2 separate regions of the Homo sapiens genome follow, and region 1 is linked to region 2. A link is a contact called in ENCODE Hi-C or POLR2A ChIA-PET data. All regions are on one chromosome and are shown on one strand. Each heading gives the region's core, a stretch centred on a gene start or an enhancer-like site at or near the end of the contact. The rest is flanking DNA. Distances are from core to core; before and after follow the strand shown. Region 1 overlaps LINC00452 (long intergenic non-protein coding RNA 452). Region 2 holds the start of F10-AS2 (F10 antisense RNA 2).

Region 1 (5,296 bases), core at 2,397-4,896, 750 kb before region 2:
GGTAAAGCAGGAAATTGACAATGATACATATACATCTCAAATGCTTCCTTTTAACTTAAAATATATGAGTCTGAATTGATTTGATTCTTGTGAGAACATCTCTGTGAGGTCTGCTCTTTGAATTTGTTTTTTCCTGGCAAAAAGAAAAGAAATTTTAAAAATCTTATAATTCATCACTCATGGTTTTACGCTTTATTTCCTTAAATTAAGGCAAGAATTAAAGATGCTGTCATGGTGATCTGAGGGCAGAATCCCTTTGAATGTCATCTTCCTCCAATTTTTACAGCTTTCTTGCATATATTTGGTTTTGCAGCATTAAAAACACTTTGCCAGTTTGTCTCCACCAAGCCTTCCTGAGCGCTCTCCCACTCTGCAGTCCTGGCCCATTCCCAAGAGGCAGAGATGCATGCAGAGGGCACCAGCGGGCCTGGCAGCCACCCTTGGCTCTGCTGAGCCTTAGCTGTGGGAGAGGCCACCTGGGCCCCCGGCTCTGGATGTGTGTGGAGGGATGGAGGGTGCAGGCTGGCCTGGCATGTCGGCTATGTGTGGCCAACCAGAAGAGCTTGGCACCACCCTTGACAGGAAAACTCAATATTTGATTCCCTAATTCCTCCCCTAGGAATTTTTCCTAATGGAACTCAGTGCCCACTTCATAGTAGTGGTTATCTCTGCATAAATTTTATTTCCTTCTTTGTGTTTTCCTGTATTTTTCAAATGGTCTGCAATCTACACGGATTACTTTTATAATTAGAAAAAAATTAATTGTAAAAACATTGTTTGAAGTTTAAAGAGTGCCATCTTGGTTACTACTCAAATCTTTATACTGTCCTTACGTTTTTCAGTGTTAACCCAAACTGTGACGCCCATCTCCCTAGGACACATCATAGGAAGGCCTGCTTCAGTGAGAATGCACTCGAGATAGGAAATTACCCGTGTTGATAAGCAGGGCCTGCCTATGTTTTTAAATTTCAGGCTCCCTAATAAAAGGAGTAGGATAAAATGCCAGCATGCTGACATTTCAGGACACTGCCGTCCGGCGGGGGACTGCGCACAGCGCTGCCCACTCTGTTCTGACCCCCACTGTCCTCTGACTCCTCCTGGGTTGTCCTGCCATGTTCCCATGGGGAAGGTGTCACACCCAGTGCCAGTGGGTGATGATCAGAGGGGATATGACAGGGCTCTAGGTGGTACCTGGATGGATATTTTTTAAAATAGTTACTAATTTATTTTAGTGTGCTGTAGAAAAAACCAGGCAGCACAATGGACCTTCAATCTCACACAGATGTATTTAAATGTATTTAAATGTAAACATATTTTACATTTAAATGTATTTAATGAGTCTATTGAAGATGCCCTAGGTAGACAATAATTCAGAGCACATGGATATGGCAAAACTTTGAAATCTGCACACAGAAGGGTGCAATTTGGGAAACTGTCATATGAAATCGCACTTGGGCTGCACATTACGAACACGGCAGGTCGTATCTGTGTGTTTTCATTGCTTTTAAATCTCTTTTAGCAGCTCATTCTGTGCAGGCACCGGTTCTGATTTACTTAAGAAGATGGTCTTAACTTCCCTTTGATGGGTATCGTCATCCTTTCTCTTAGTTGGTTTCAGTATTATTGCAATAGGATATACTGAAGTTTTGAATAATTTATTAAACGAATCTTTACTTCCTAGATACAACTATCTTGACTTTTTTCTAAGTACTACACTTTTGAAGTAAAATAAAGCCTCACCTCAACAACAGAAGTGGGGTCCAGAACATCCCGTGGGTAGGATGTGGGAGCTTTCCTGCAAGGTCGAGTGGCCCCTGCTGGGACCCTACCTCTGGCTTAAACTGTGACGGAAAGATTCTGGGTATTGTGGTTGCCTGGAGCTTCCACGATTCAGCAAGGATTCCAGGACTGTCCTGGGGAGTAGCTGCCGTTTAATTAGCCTGACAGAGAGATCGCTCCTGGAGAAGCCTGTAGACGCAGGACTCCTGCCTTGTTGAAGGATCAGATGTAGCAAGTGAAGAGGGAAGGTGAGGAGGCTGCCAGGCAGCCGGTCAGTGGGTGCCGCTTAAGAGAAAGTGTTGGCCAGGACTGCAGGGGCAAGAACCAGGACACAGGCCTTTGATTTGTTACCTGAAGGGCCTGCTGGGGCTCGGATGCAGGTTGGTGACAGACTCAAACTTGCCATAACCTTTTCCTCAATGTATCCTCATTCCAAAAGTCTAGGGGATTAATTCCAAAATAGTTAGATAGCCCCCTTGTATTTCTTCGTGGGTGTTTTTATGATCCTTCCTCTTTCTTTATCACCTTAAAGCCTGACAAGCAGATGCCTGGGGATGGGGCTGGGGTGATGAAACCTTTTAGCATTGCTTGGGATGAGGCTTGCTGCCTGTGAAATCAATGCCAAGATGCGCTTTGAGTAAGGAAACTTTCTGGAATTAACCTTTGAGTTATTTATTTCCATGTTGCTGATAAGGGCTTGAAAGTTCTGTCTGGGTTGCAAACACGGCCCTGATTGCTTATTAACTGCGTGATCTCCTACAGGTCACTGATTCTTCTCAAGCCTCGGTTTCTTTATTTGTAGCTTGAGGCAGTGACACCTGCCTCATGGGGTCGCTGTGAGACAGAGTGAGGCCTCTCTGCCCACATGCGCTGCAGCATCCGGCACACTGTGTGCTCAGTAGGCAGAGACTGTCATCCTTCTTGTTACAACAACCACCACAGTTGTCCCTGGTATTTGCCAGTGTATTAGTCCATTCTCACACTGCTAAGAAAGACCTAAACGAGACTGGGTAATTTATAAAGAAAAAGAGGTTTAATGGACTCACAGTTCCACATGGCTGGGGAGGCCTCACAATCATGGTGGAAGGCAAAGGAGGAGCAAAGACACATCTTACAGGGCGGCAGGTGACAGAGTGTATGCAGGGGAACTGCCCTTTATAAAACCATCGGATTGTGTGAGACTTATTCACTATCACAACAACAGCACGGGAGAAACCCGCCCCTATAATTCAATTACCTCCCACCAGGTCCCTCCCACAACACGTGGGGATTATGGAACCTACAATTCAAGGTGAGATTTGGGTGGGGACACAGCCAAACCCTATCAGCCAGTGAGACTTTGGGACCCACCCTTCCAGGCTGCGGCTCCCTCACTCTCATCCTCACGCACTTCTGCGGTGCCTGAGCTGCAGTCACCGTGGTAACTGGGATTGACCTTTTAAAGTATCTGTTATAACTACAAGCTTAGTGTCAAAATACTATTAACCTGTTTTGCCTTTACAGACTTATTTTTAAAATAGTGTGAATTCAGTTGTGTTTGATTAGCAGCTTTTCACTGGAGTTGCCGCCCAGCGCAGCGAGGGGTCTTCTGCAGGCCTCGCTGCCTCTGCACTCCTGTGCCTCCAACGGAGCAGCCATTAGTTGGACCAGGCTGGTCTTATTCTCCAGCTTCCTCATTATTTGGGGTGAGTTCCTCACAGCCTCCTGTTAGTTCTCCTGATTTTGTGTATTCTTATTCTCATGTTGCCCATGTTTGGCCTAAGAGAAGGCGCCTCTTGGCCGGCTTCCTGGAGGACTCTTGCTTTCTTGCATGCCACAGCAGTGACAGCTCCGGCAAGGCCCTCCTGGTAAAGTCATTGGCAGATCCCTGTCTTTGAAAGTGTTCATATTTGGAAGAAAATGAGTCCAAAGCTGCGAATGTCCGTCCTCCTGCCAGAGAGGCAGACAGCTGAGTGCTATTGTTTGGGAATCTGTAAGAACTTTGCTATGGCAAAATCCCTGGCCACCAACAGCAGCCTCCTGAGGAGAGCACTGAGATAGTAAAGGTGCCTGGAGGCGATTTGCATCCATGGACCAAAAAATTTAATTCCCCCCGAACTTTATCAGTGGATGTAGCAATAATTGGCTTCACTAGCGCTGTGTCCGTTGGCAAGTGGAGATCTTCTCTGTTCCTCAACTGTGTAGAGGGGGAAACACGCGGGGAAGTCATCCACACGGCGCTGGAAACACCACCGGACCCGCAGTGTGCAGAGCCCCAGGGCTGTGGACTCAAGGTCTCTAGGAACTGTATTCAGGGGAGAGGAGAGGGTGCGGAGGACATGACAGGTAGCCATAGAAACCAGCACACAGGGTGGGGCCGGCGTCCCGTTGGAAGTTTCCATTGTAATACACGCATGATGGGAAAAAAAATGTAAAAGAAATCACCTACAGTCCCATCACCCAGAGAAACCACAAACCATCCTTGAACATTTTGCCATATTTCCCTTAAGAACTCTTATATTGTAGTTCAAGGAAAAAAATGGTTGGGCTTATATGTCATATATATAATTTTATATCTTTTAGAACGGAATTATCACAGATTACTTTATCATAACTCATGGATGGAATGTTATTAATTCTTGATAAATGTTATTCTCTCTTTCTCCATGACCATACATTCAGAGAATTTACCACAGCCACTTAACAACCTCCCTATTAGACATTTGGTTGGTGTACATTTTTCACTAGTACTAATAATGCTATACTACAATGAATATTTTTGGCCATAGTTTTTCTGCATTTTGAATTATTTCCGTTGGATAAATTCCCAGAAGTAGAATGTTGGGACAACAAATGCCTGTAAGACTCTTCATAAATATCACCTGGCCAGCCTGACAGCATCCAATGCTTTGAGTTAAATACAATATATTCAATACCAAAACATTTGTATTTTGCTGGAGAGTTCTGAGAAGTTTGTTTTTCTCCCTTGAAGACCTGTGCAAACCATGTTGCATAGTGAGTAGTGCGGTGTTTAGGAGCAAGACACTAGGAGCACTATGGTCTTCCGACACTTATGGGGTACCTACTGTGTGCACCCAACACATTGTGGTCTTATGATACTTATGGGGCACCTACTGTGTGCACCCAACACATTGTGGTCTTATGATACTTATGGGGCACCTACTGTGTGCACCCAACACATTGTGGTCTTATGATACTTATGGGGCACCTACTGTGTGCACCCAACACATTGTGGTCTTATGATACTTATGGGGCACCTACTGTGTGCACCCAACACATTGTGGTCTTATGATACTTATGGGGCACCTACTGTGTGCACCCAACACATTGTGGTCTTATGATACTTATGGGGCACCTACTGTGTGCACCCAACACATTGTGGTCTTATGATACTTATGGGGCACCTACTGTGTGCACCCAACACACTGGGTGCTGGGAGGGATGAAGAAGAAGAGGCTGAATCCTCAGGGCATGCCTTCTCCTCCTGGCCTAGAGTGAGGGTGACGCCTGGATGGGC
Region 2 (6,049 bases), core at 597-3,096:
TCACCCTCTTCTGTTCTGAAAAACAAACCAACCAACATTGGGACACTTTTTCCATTGACTGGTTTACTTTCCTTCTGTATACCTGAGGAGAATCTTCCTTCCTTTGGGGTCTTTGTCGTGTCCTTCAGATGTTGGGGTGTCCTCTGTGGGGGTCCCCAGCTTAAATCAACTGACCCCACAACTTTGTGTGGAACCTGAAATGAGCAGCCTATGGAGAACCTGGTCATTGAATACTTAGATCTTGCCGCAGTCCCTATTTAAATACCTGTTCAATCAACTCTGGGACCTATGTTTTAGATTTCAACATCTCTGAATTGGCCTGTTCCCTACAGCCAATGTTCTAATGTCAGCCTGGACAAGGCCGAGTTCTTCCTGAAAGGGGTTGTGCTTTATGTTGCCCCCTGGGGGCACTGCCACTTTGCAATCCCTTTAAATACATTTTTTTGTGTGAGTTTTGGGAGCCCATGTGAATAGTGTAAATGTATTGCAAAGCTGGTTCCTGGCTGGCCTGTGGTTTAGATTATCTGAGCTTCCCCCTCTTGCCTCCAGGCTGAGCTGACCCACAGCTAATTTGGGTATATGCTCTTTCTTTCAGGTTCATCAATAATGGTGCGTCTTAGATTCACAGAGTAGAGTGTGGTCTAGTCCACTTTGTGGTGCTGTAACAGGATATCTGAGACTGGGTAATTTATAAAGAACAGAAATTTATTTCTTACAGTTCTGGAGGCTGGGACATCAAAGGTCCAGGGGCCCCCATCTGGCGAGGGCCTTCTTGCTGCGTCATCCCATGGTGGAAGGTGGATGCGCGTGAGAGAGAGAGAGAGAGAGAGAGAGAGAGAGAGAAAGGGGAGAGAGGAAGGGGGCCAAACTCATCCTTTTATTCCAAAATAACGAACCCACTCCTACAATAGTGGTATCAATTCATTCACGTGGGCTCTGACAATGAATGCGTCTTAAAGGTCCCACCTCTCAACACTGTTGCCTTGGGATTAAGTTTCCAACACGTGCACTATAGGGACACATTCAAACCACAGCATGCTGCATCCTCTGATGTCCACATTGTGGATGGAGGTGGCAGCTTATCACCTGGAGCTCCTGAAGAAATTAAAGAGGAGACACATGGTGACGCAGCCCACAGCCTGGCGTTTTTAGCATCTCAGAAGCACTGACAGGGACCCGCAAGCTTATGAGAAACTGTTCAACTCATTGGGCTTCCTCAGAGCTTGGGAGACCATTAATGTGGAAGACACTATCTGGACATGTTTCTCTTTTTTCCACCTGTCTAGATTTTCTTTCAGGATCGGGGAGACTTCTGGAGTAGAAAAGCCACTCCAGAACCCTTCCTCCTCCTCCCCCACACCCCGCCTCATGAGCGGCTGCCCTCCGCGTGGCATGGAGTCCCCGCGTCCACTCAGAACCCTTCCTCCTCCTCCCCCGCGCCCCGCCTCCCCCGCGCCCCGCCTCCCCCGCGCCCCGCCTCCCCCGCGCCCCGCCTCCCCCGCGCCCCGCCTCCCCCGCGCCCCGCCTCCCCCGCGCCCTGCGTCACGTGCCCCTGCCCTCCCCGACGCCCCGCCCCCCACGCCCCTCCTCCCCCACGGCCCGCCCCCCCACGCCCCTCCTCCCCCACGGCCCGCCCCCCCACGCCCCTCCTCCCCCGCGCCCCGCCTCCCCCGCGCCCCGCCTCCCCCACGCCCTGCGTCACGTGCCCCTGCCCTCCCCCACGCCCCGCCCCCCACGCCCCGCCCCCACGCCCCGCCTCCCCCACGCCCCGCCCCCCGCGCCCCGCCTCCTCCACGCCCCGCCTCCCCCACGCCCTGCGTCACGTGCCCCTGCCCTCCGCGCAGCATGGAGTCCCTGCGTCCCGGCTCCACGGTGCGGGAGTCCTCCGTGGTGGCTGAATTCGCCTTTCAGGCCCTATGTTCAGGATTTGTGATCTGGGTTTTAAAAACATTTTTTAGAAGTCATTGGTAATTAAAAACAATAAGTTTTTTATTGTGGTAAAATAGACATACAGTTTACCGCAGGAATCTTTTTTTAAGCGTACAGTTGGCTGACCCTGAGTGAATTCGCTGTTGATAATCTGCTTCTCCCTGAGCTGCTGTCGCCCACACTCGCCGCTGGCCGTGCTTGTTTTTCTCCTGGAACTGGGGCCGGTGTCCCTGTTGACCTTGTCCCGGGTAGCTGAGCCCAGGGGACTCTCCTTCCTAGGGTTACCGCTCAGTATCAGCACAGCCACAACGTCCAGCCAGGGAGGGCATCCGAGGCCCTCAGCACCCACCCCGGGGGTCCGGCCCGCGTCAGGCTGCGAGTTCCCGAGTCCCTGGACCCAGCTGTGCCTGCTGGGGTCAGCGCAGTCTGTGAGCCTCGACCCCCAGCTCCCAGCAAGGCCTCCCAGCAAGGCCTGTCGGAACCCAGCGGAGACCGGCGGCTGGGGCTTGTCCTCGAGCGGGGGCGCAGGACACGGGGCGCGGGGCTCCTGCCCTTGCAGCGTCCTGTCAGGATGGACGACCCAAGCCAGACGGCGCTCCCTCCCGCCACACCTGGCCGTACTGGCCTCCAGCCATGCCGGTGCTGCCGAGGCCCCCGTGTGGGACAGGCCCCCGCTCCCGCCCGTCCTCCTGGCTGCATCTGCACCCGCCCGTACCCGCACCGGGCCTCACTGGCCCCTTCTCAGACCGGCACAGCCAGGTAGGTCCTCCCTAAGCACCACAGGTCGGGGCGGCTGGGCGTTTTGTAAGGACAAACTGCGACCGTGAACCCCGGGACGGCTCAGCACCCAGGCAGCGCGGCCTCTGAACGCTGTCTGCGGACTCGTCTCTCCTCCCCACTGGCCCGGCCACACGTCCATCCAGCCCCGCTGTCTCCCTCTTTCTGTGTCTGTCTCTCCGCCCTCTTTGTGTCTTGGTGTCTCCTCTCTCTCTCCCTCTCCCTGTCTGTCTCTCAGCATCTCTCTCTGTCTCTGTCTCCTGTGTCTCACTGTGTCTTTCTCTGTGTCTCCATGTCTCTGTTTCTCTCTTGTTCTATTCTCAATTTTTTTGTTTGTTTTTTACCTGGACTTACTCCCTCCCCTCTGTTTCTCTTTCTCTGTCTCTCTCTTTCTCTTTGTCTCTGTCTCTCTCTTTCTCTCTGTCTCTGTCTCTCTCTTTCTCTCTGTCTCTGTCTCTCTCTTTCTCTCTGTCTCTGTCTCTCTCTTTCTCTCTGTCTCTGTCTCTCTTTCTTTTTGTCTCTCTGGCTCTGCCTCTCTCCCTCTCCCCTCGCCCCCGCTGAGCGCTGTCTGACGGGAACCCCCAGCAGTCTCCCTCGCTCTCCTGGCAGCCTGCAGACTCCTCTGGTCTCACTGACTGCAGAGTCACTGGCTGTTTCTGGTCTTTGCTGACGCTGACGTTTTTTAAGAGTCTATGGTTTCCTCCATCTGGACTTGCCTGACTCAGGATCGGGCTCTGCTTAGACAGTGTTTTGGCAGCCCCCTGCCTTCGGCTCAGGAGGAGGCTGGGTCCCCAGGTTTTGCCACGCTAAAGGCATGCTTTCCTGGCATAGTTAACAGGCCAGTTCTGAGGTGATCCTCTGAGTCTCGAGGGTGTCCAGTTTCTCAGTGCCCTTCCACCAAGGTGGGGTCTTCATGGCGGGCGCTTGCCCACATCAGTGGCTACCCCGTGGCTGTGGAGTGGGGTCCTTCTAAACGGGAGCTTAACCCCCAGCCCTGCTGAGATGGCTCCATGACAGTGATGGTGGGGCCGAGGTCTGCCGTCCACCAGCTGTCCTGGCTGAAGCTCTCATTCCTGCTTCCTCTTCCTCACAGCCTGGGCTGCGTGTTCCCAGACGGCAGGCCCATCTCCCCATCCAAGCGCAGCTCTGGACCCACACAGGCTGGTCTCCCAGCACCCACAAGGGCCTCCCTGCCCCACCAGGCCCCCGACACCCGCTCTCACCTTCGTCCTCCAGAGGTGGACGCCCCAAAGCTCCCCTTCCTGCTCAGGGGGAGGGGAGGTGTCACTGGGGGAGGCGATGGGGCTGCTGCAGGTTCTCTCTCCCTCACTCTCAGGCGGAATCACTTCTCCCACCTTCGCTCCCCACCGTGACCTCCTGCTGCTCTCGGTCCTCAGGGTCTCACCTCTGTTCTCTCTCCCTCACTCTCAGGCGGAATCACTTTTCCCATCTTTACTCCCCACCGTGACCTCCTGCTGCTCTCGGTCCTCAGGGTCTCACCTCTGTTCTCTCTCCCTCACTCTCAGGCGGAATCACTTTTCCCATCTTTACTCCCCACCGTGACCTCCTGCTGCTCTCGGTCCTCAGGGTCTCACCTCTGTTCTCTCTCCCTCACTCTCAGGCGGAATCACTTTTCCCATCTTTACTCCCCACCGTGACCTCCTGCTGCTCACAGTCCTCAGGGTCTCACCTGGGTTCTCTCTCCCTCAGTCTCAGGCGGAATCACTTTTCCCGTTTTTGCTCCCCACCATGACCTCCTGCTGCTCTCGGTCCTCAGGGTCTCACCTCGCACAAACAGCCGCTTCAGTTATTTCCCGAAACAGAGCTGGGCCTCCCTCAGGGAATTCTGGGGGTCTCAGATCACAAAGTGTCCCCTGGCCCAGGCCTAGACTATTCTGAGTTAACACGGAGATGACATAGGTTTAGCCCACTTGCCTTTACTTATGAAGACGATATTTAGGCAGAGAGAAAATCCCTGCCACGCAGCACAGGAGCCTGCAGAGCCGAGACTTCAACCCCCAGCGCGTGTCCAGGACTGGGGCCTCTCCTCCTGCTGTCTCCCTCCCGAGGCTCCCTCCCACACCTCCCAGGACGAGAACCTATTTCTAGATGGGGCTTCGGCAGATGCTGAGCTACGACCCATCAGGTCCTTCTCTCTGCAGCCTCCAGTTTCCTTTCTATCCTGAGACGGGCACGGGCACCAGACACCCAGTGCGGCAGGAACCAGGGTGCAGACAGTGATGGCGATGGGGGGTTTCAATTGTAATTATTTTCCCAGAGTTCTCTCTGGACCCCACTCAACCTTTGATTTCCAGAAACGGGAATCCAAGTCCAGGGTTTACCTCTGGGGCCCTGGGGACCACGTGGCTGCCTAGGAAACGCAGCCCAACAGCAGGCTAGCTCCGAGGCAGAAGCCTTTTCTCCAGGAAGGGCCGGCGAGGAGCCCGACAGCCAGCTCCACGGAGAAGGCCTCAGAGCGGGCAGGCCAGGAATGCCCTCCCGCCCACCCTGGGAGACCGGCCCCTCCTCAGACCGTTTCTGGGAGGTCGAACACCTGTCCACTTTGATTTTCCCTGACTTCGCAACATCTGTTTACGAACGGTTTTGCCCAGCTCATGACTTTTTTGGGGAGTTTTTGTACTAGAACTGTTGAACTTTGCTTAGGGACATTACACAAGACGCAAACTGCAGGAGACGTTTGGGAGACACACGGCAGGCCTTGTCCGGAATCTTTTCTGTTTACCGAAAGTTCATTTGATTTTCATGGCCAGTTAACTTGAGGCCTAGGGACAGTGCCGGATTGCAGCAGGGCAAGGACTAAACATCTGGACCCTAGGAGAGGAGGAGCCCCCCGAAGCCCCGCCTGCCACGCCACCACCACTCAGCACCTGAGGAGCTCCAGAAGCTTCCAGAAGCTCCTGGCCAGCTTCACTCCAGAGACTGATTTCAGTGGCCAGGCTGTGGCCTGGATGCAGGCATGCTAAAGCCCACAGGGGGTTCTAAGGGTGGCCACGGTGGGGGCCAACTGTGCCAGGTCAGGTCGCTGCCTGGTGAGCAGGTCACCTGCCCGGGGGATGCCTGTGGCCCCCACCACACAAGCCTGAGCTGGGGTGGGGCCTGGCACCGTGCAGTTGAAGAGCACCTGGTTGTTTAAGTTAATGTAAAATGTCCGCCCCAATGAGAAGCTTTCTGGACGTTTCCCTCCCAGGGAGTCTGCGGGTCATAGGCAGTCACCGGGGAGGTGTCCAATTCCCAAGAGGAACAAGAGAGACCAGGCCAAGTGGGGGGTCTTGGGGAGGCTGCGCCAACGTGTGGGCCCCTCCCGACGCCACGGGGCCTGCAC

What was found. A loop is a pair of places that touch in the nucleus more often than their neighbours do. ChIA-PET counts read pairs that join two places held with the same protein, here RNA polymerase II (POLR2A).
Region 1: a map of ascending aorta shows a loop between it and region 2 (9-fold over the local background). The contact joins the enhancer-like site here to the promoter of F10-AS2 in region 2. A Hi-C loop is called at or near these places in 1 of 168 maps with a recorded cell type or tissue (ascending aorta). POLR2A ChIA-PET finds 5 or more read pairs at or near these places in 1 of 52 experiments (PC-9).

The regions. Positions count from the first base shown.
Region 1 is chr13:113,901,906-113,907,201 of GRCh38, reverse strand. It overlaps LINC00452 (long intergenic non-protein coding RNA 452), which reads right to left. Exons shown (of 8, transcript NR_164112.1): 3 at 5,188-5,296. Among named protein-coding and RNA genes, the nearest start is that of LINC00452, 9.5 kb to the right of the region's middle. Within about 2 kb of position 3,646, at least 5 of the 41 ENCODE cell types and tissues checked have a DNase peak (open chromatin) inside an H3K27ac peak, as active enhancers do; they include ascending aorta, where a contact is called at or near this core.
Region 2 is chr13:113,149,783-113,155,831 of GRCh38, reverse strand. F10-AS2 (F10 antisense RNA 2) reads left to right here and starts at 1,846. Exons shown (of 3, transcript XM_011537532.4): 1 at 1,846-1,918; 2 at 2,062-2,688; 3 at 5,022-5,620. The coding sequence starts at 1,846. The coding sequence ends at 5,350. LOC124903216 (a long non-coding RNA gene) reads right to left here and starts at 1,332. Exons shown (of 4, transcript XR_007063880.1): 1 at 967-1,332; 2 at 717-775; 3 at 1-15. RefSeq lists a silencer at 1,416-1,465.